Linked DNA regions of Homo sapiens: region 1 is linked to region 2. Evidence: chromatin contacts called from ENCODE POLR2A ChIA-PET data. All regions are on one chromosome and are shown on one strand. Each heading gives the region's core, a stretch centred on a gene start or an enhancer-like site at or near the end of the contact. The rest is flanking DNA. Distances are from core to core; before and after follow the strand shown. Region 1 holds the start of ACBD3 (acyl-CoA binding domain containing 3). Region 2 holds the start of TIMM17A (translocase of inner mitochondrial membrane 17A).

Evidence for each region. ChIA-PET counts read pairs that join two places held with the same protein, here RNA polymerase II (POLR2A).
Region 1: POLR2A ChIA-PET joins it to region 2 with 14 read pairs in GM12878. The contact joins the promoter of ACBD3 here to the promoter of TIMM17A in region 2. POLR2A ChIA-PET finds 5 or more read pairs at or near these places in 2 of 52 experiments (GM12878 and naive thymus-derived CD4-positive, alpha-beta T cell).

Annotation. Positions count from the first base shown.
Region 1 is chr1:226,185,380-226,188,079 of GRCh38, forward strand. ACBD3 (acyl-CoA binding domain containing 3) reads right to left here and starts at 1,362. Exons shown (of 8, transcript NM_022735.4): 1 at 1,011-1,362. The coding sequence starts at 1,296. LOC101927247 (a long non-coding RNA gene) reads left to right here and starts at 2,517. Exons shown (of 2, transcript XR_001738504.2): 1 at 2,517-2,554. RefSeq lists silencers at 853-1,332, 969-1,263.
Region 2 is chr1:201,954,244-201,956,943 of GRCh38, forward strand. It overlaps TIMM17A (translocase of inner mitochondrial membrane 17A), which reads left to right and starts at 1,260. Exons shown (of 6, transcript NM_006335.3): 1 at 1,260-1,309. The coding sequence starts at 1,284. RefSeq lists an enhancer at 1,249-1,538.

The DNA.
Region 1 (2,700 bases), core at 112-2,611, about 24 Mb after region 2:
AAATATGTACTCCAAAAGGTACTCCCTCTGGGGAAAGTGTCATAAATATGCTGCTCTGGAATGTACGTGGAACCTAGCAACCACTTTTAAAGTTGCATTTGCTGATGTCCCTCCCTGTCCATTCGCCCTACAAGACTAAGTATCTTTAAGAATCAAACTAACGGGCTTTCATCAGTTTTTCCCACTGACAAAAATCATGTGATTGGTCTCTCCACCATTCGACTAAGTGAATCACCCAATTAAAAAAAAAAAAAACCGCACACTACAATCTTGCTCTAAGACAAGAGACATTTAACAATTAATTATGCGAAAAGCACAGAAGGTACTGTTAGGCCTTACTCTGAGAATTCACTCTTGCACATTGCTTACAATGTAAAATTTTAACCACCTAGAAGTTACTAGAACATAGTGGACATCTCTCCTCAAGAGTTTGACAAGCCGGAGAGGATGATGAGCTTAACACTTTACTTCCTCCTCTCTGCCACATCAATCTGCCGGGGGATCAAGTCCTGTTCCAGTTTATGGTTCCCAAGAATGGCTGGAAAAGCTATGTATGGAACCTCTTGACAGATTTCTTCCACTAAGGGTAAAAATCGGCGGGTTCTGATGTGACAAGCCATGGGAAATAGGAAAAGAAAAGCGTCAGTTAAAAAAATAATAATAATAAAAGGCAATCCCAGAATGGGATCCTTTGGAAGAAAGTGGGCTCATTCTTCCACCAGGGCTCCTGGAAATCCCAGAAGCTAAATCAGGTAAAATGTCCCGGTAACCTCTGGGAGGCGGGACATGACTGCTAAACCAAGGTTGCAGGCCCGTCAGGGGTGTGACCTAGTGGCCAAGCGGGTAGTGACAAACTTCGGGTACCCCCAAGGAGGGAACCCCGCTTGAGTCACCACAGCCCAGTATGAGTGGGTGAGGGCAAGTCTGGTCCAGTCACCCTGGGGACCACAGCCCACGCCGGGCTCCCGGGGCCGGGCAGAAGCGGCGGGGGTGGGGCTGGCCCGGCTCACCTTTGAAGAAGCGCAGTGCCAGGCCGTACAACTCCTCCAGGCCGAAACCCCAGCGCTGCTCCAGCCGCCGCGCCTCCTCCGCCGCGCCCCCAGCCGCCGCCTCCCCGGGCTCGGGCTGCTCCCCTGAGGCGCCCGGGCCGCGACCGGATCCAGGTGGCGAGGGCGGTGGCAGCGGTGGCGGCAGCAGCGGGGCGCCCTCCGCCCCAGGCCGCTCCTCCGGGTCCGGGCTGAGCGTGAGGCCGTCGACGGACACCTCGAGTCGCTCTGCGTTCAGCACCGCCGCCATCTCCGGCTGCTGCACCTCCTCAGCGGGGACAGACGGCAGCCACGTATCGACTTCCTGCTGACCTCTGACCTCCGCTTACCGACACCGGAACTTCCGCTGCTGAGGAGGCTGGAGGGCTCCGGGAGAGGGGCTGAGGCCTGGCGCCCCACCCCCTCCGGAATCGTCAGTTGCCCTGGCTCAGCGACCACCCTTCAGGCTCCCCAACTCCCGTTGGTCCCGAACTCCCCTCCCCCGCACCCCATCCTTTCGGATCCCAGTTGCTCCAGGTGGGCGGGTGCTACCACCCCCACCGCTCGGTTCGGTGCTGCGGCTGTCAGTGCCCAGCAGGGGCGGGGTCAGTGGAGCCCCGCGCGGGGGTCGGAGTAGGGAGGATTGACGAGGTCGGCCAGCACCCAACCCTCCAGGTCAGAGGCCCTTCACATTTGCAGGGGCCTGCGTGGTTGGCAGAGCTCTTTTGCCCACCACCATCTCGTTTGGCCTTCACAGCAACTCTAAGGAAATGCAGGGCAAATTCCCAATTTTTTTAAAAGGGGAAACTGAGACTGCAGAGAAATTCAGTGACTTTGAGGTTGCAGACGGGGCTGATCCTGGTTTTGCAGGAAGCGCAGCTCATACAATTTGTGGGGACCCTCATTAGGAAAGAGTACAAAAAGTTACGCGCAGAAGGGTAGGAAAGTGAATGTATATTTAGAAAGAGAAAGAAAAAACAAATGATATTTTAAAAGTTAATAAAACCCACAAACATCACACACATAACCGTAATATTTTCATTGACTGCCTGATATTCTTCTACAGGGCGTCTGAGAGCCCAGAAACCTATTTTTTTCTAAAAGATTGAAGTCGCCCCCGACATTATGTATATTCACCTGTGTTTCCAGACTTTGGGAGCACCATTTATGATCATTTTTCCCACCTTTGTTTTGGCTGCGTACTTCTGATTGCCTTTTCCTATAACAATTATTTTGTAACTTTTTTTTTTTTTTTTTTTTTTTGTTTTTTGCAGACAGTCCTGCTGTGCCACCCAGGCTGGAGTGTAGTGGTGCAATTCGGTTCACTGCAACCTCTGCCTCCCGGGTTCAAGCAACTCTCCTGCCTCAGCCTCCCAAGTAGTTGGGATTACAGGTGCTCACCACCACGCCCGGCTAATTTTTGTAAACTTAGTAGAGTCAGAGTTTCCCCATGTTGGCCAGGCTGGTCTCAAACTCCTGACCTCATGTGATCTGCCCGCCTCAGCCTCCCCAAAGTGCTGGGATTACAGGTGAGAGCCACCGCGCCCGGCGTATTTTGTAATTCTCTATAAAGAAAAGAGAAAGATCAGTCTTTTCTCCAGCATGGCTGATTAAATTTGTTTCTTAATAATTGTTTATAAATTTATTTCAGCATCACAACTCATTACTGATATTG
Region 2 (2,700 bases), core at 10-2,509:
TAAACTAAAAGCTCCATGGGTCCCAACCTTTTTTTTTTTTTTTTTTTGACAGTGTCTCACTCTGTCACTAGAGTGCAGTGGCATGATCACAGCTCCCTGCGGGGTAGATCTCCTGGGCTCAAGCTATCTTCCCGCCTCAGTCTCCCGAACAGTCAGGGCTACAGGCACGTGTCACCACGCCCGGCCTGGTCCCCATAAGTCCCCTCTTCTCCGAGCCAAACATCTTCACACCTTCTGGTGATCATTAGTGGAGAGGCCTGTGAGAGGCTCTGGTGTCAATGTCCCTGAAATCGAGGGCTCCAAATTGGTCATGGCTCTCCAGATGGCCCAAACAGTTCCAGTTCACAAACATTTATTGAGCATCTACTACATTCCAGGCACTGTGGTTATTATAAATCACTGAGACACTGTTTGCCCTAAAGGAGCTACGTGTATTTGGTAACAGCTTCACAGTAAGTGACGAATAAGATAGCATTAATCCACATTTGACAGCAAAAGTACCAAAAAAGAAAGAAAGAAAAAGAAGAGAGAGAAAGGAAAGAAAAGAAAAGAAGAGAAAGAAAGAGGCCGGGTGCGGCGGCTCACGCCTGTAATTCTAGCACTCTGGGAGGCCGAGGTGGGCGGATCACGAGGTCAGGAGTTCGAGTCCAGCCTGATCAACATGGCGAAACCCCGTCTCTACTAAAAAAACATAAAAATTAGCCGGACCTGGTGGCGCCCGCCTGTAGTCCCAGCTACTCAGGAGGCTAAGGCAGGAGAATCGCTTGAACTCGGGAGGCGGAGGTTGCAGTGAGCCGAGATCTCGCCGCTGCACTCCAGCCTGGGCGACAGAGCCAGACTCTGTCTCAAAAAAAAAAAGAAGAAGAAAAGAAAAAGAAAGAAAGAAAAAGGATGGAAGGAGAGAAGAAAAGGAAAGGGGGAAGGGAAGGGGGAAGGGAAGGCGGAAGGGAAGGGAAAGAAAGAAGCGTATTTAGGCAGTATCGCGTTGATTTCAGTCCACGGAACCTCTGGTGACCGGGTAGTGTGACTCCGTCATTGGTAGCCCCCCGCCCACACAGCCGGGACTCGCGGCCTTTGAGGACGTGGGCAGGGCCAGTCTCGCCACGCCGCGGCCAATGCCCCGACCACACGCTGGCCACAGGAGTCCTGGCTCCCATTGGCTGCAGCGGGAAATGGTGAACCAATGCTCATAGACCTTAACGCCCTCCTCTCGGGATCACTTCCGCCTCTGGGGTCAGGCTCCGCCCAGCTTGCCCGGCATCACTCGCGGCATTGGAGTCAAGATGGAGGAGTACGCGCGAGAGCCTTGGTGAGCTTCACCGCTGTCTTTGCATTTCTCTTGCCCCCCTGCCCACTGCCCTCCTTCTCCCTTGTCCAGGCTCCCAAGGTGCAAGCCAGACTCAACCGCAGCCTCGTCGACTTGGGCCTGGTAACTGGGCAATGCGGTCTTTCGCGGCCAGTCGGCTTCTTAGCCCTGTACTTAGTACCTCCCCGGCCGCGTGAGCCTCCCTCTCCCAACCCAGCACCCGTGTGACCTTGTGATGGATGGTAAGGAGGTCCAGACTTGAGTTTGATAGAACCTCGGAACCTCCTCCCAACGCAGGGCGTAATCGACTTTATGCGGGGCCAGTTATAATCCCCCCTGTTCGTCGAGGTGACCTTGGGCGCGTCCCTCCGTCTCGCCTTGCTCAGTTCCTGCGTTGAGGAACTGAAGAATAGGCATTTGAGGGAGTGTCATTCTTGAGGTTTTACTTGTATCATGATATGTGTCCACAGAGTGAAGCATTTTAAATGAATGGAACATAGATTTTAGCCAAGGGGTCTGGATAAGCTTCTTTATTGCGTGGGGCCTTGTTTTCCTTCTTGGAATTCTTTCTTGAGGGTAGAGGGGGACAAAAATTACCTGGGAAATAGGAAGAGGTAATAGCATGTGTTCTCTGAAAAGCCATGGACAGAAATTCATTGTTACATCCAGCGTTTATTGAGTATGAATAAACCAGACACATAGATAATTATAAAACGATGTAATTGCTGTCAGAAGTCTCAGGTTGCCAGAGTTTAAAGTTTCTAGGGTCATAGGTAAAAAATCAAATCTTGATATTTCGGTTAATCATTTGTTTTATTGTGTAAGAGCAACAACCAAGATGTCCTCAATTTGTGAAAGTGCCCAGGACCTTAAATTACTACTCTGGTATCCTAGCCTTGTTGCATGTTTTATGTTCCCCTCTCCCATAAATGGCATACAAAATATAAGTTTTAGGGTCTCCTGGCTCTTCAAACTTATCTTCTTCAAAGCAGTTATCCTCCATTCTGGATTGTGCTCAGATATGTAGGACTCAGCACACTGTAAATAGCTGTTTGATGTACTATAATGACACAGGTTAGCAGAGAGTTAAAATATTTAACTATGTTGAGTTAAAGATCTTAGAAAAATAAGGCCGGGTGTGGTGGCTCACGCCTGTAATCCCAGCACTTTGGAAGGCCGAGGCGGATCACGAGGTCAGGAGTTCAAGACCAGCCTGGCCAGTATGGTGAAACCCCGTCTCTACTAAAAATACAAATATTAGCCGGGCGTGGTGGCACGCGCCTGTAGTCCCAGCTACTTGGGAGGCTGAGGCAGGAGAATCACTTGAACCCAGGAGACGGAGGTTGCAGTGAGCCAAGATTGCGCCATTGCACTCCAGCCTGGGTGACAGAGTG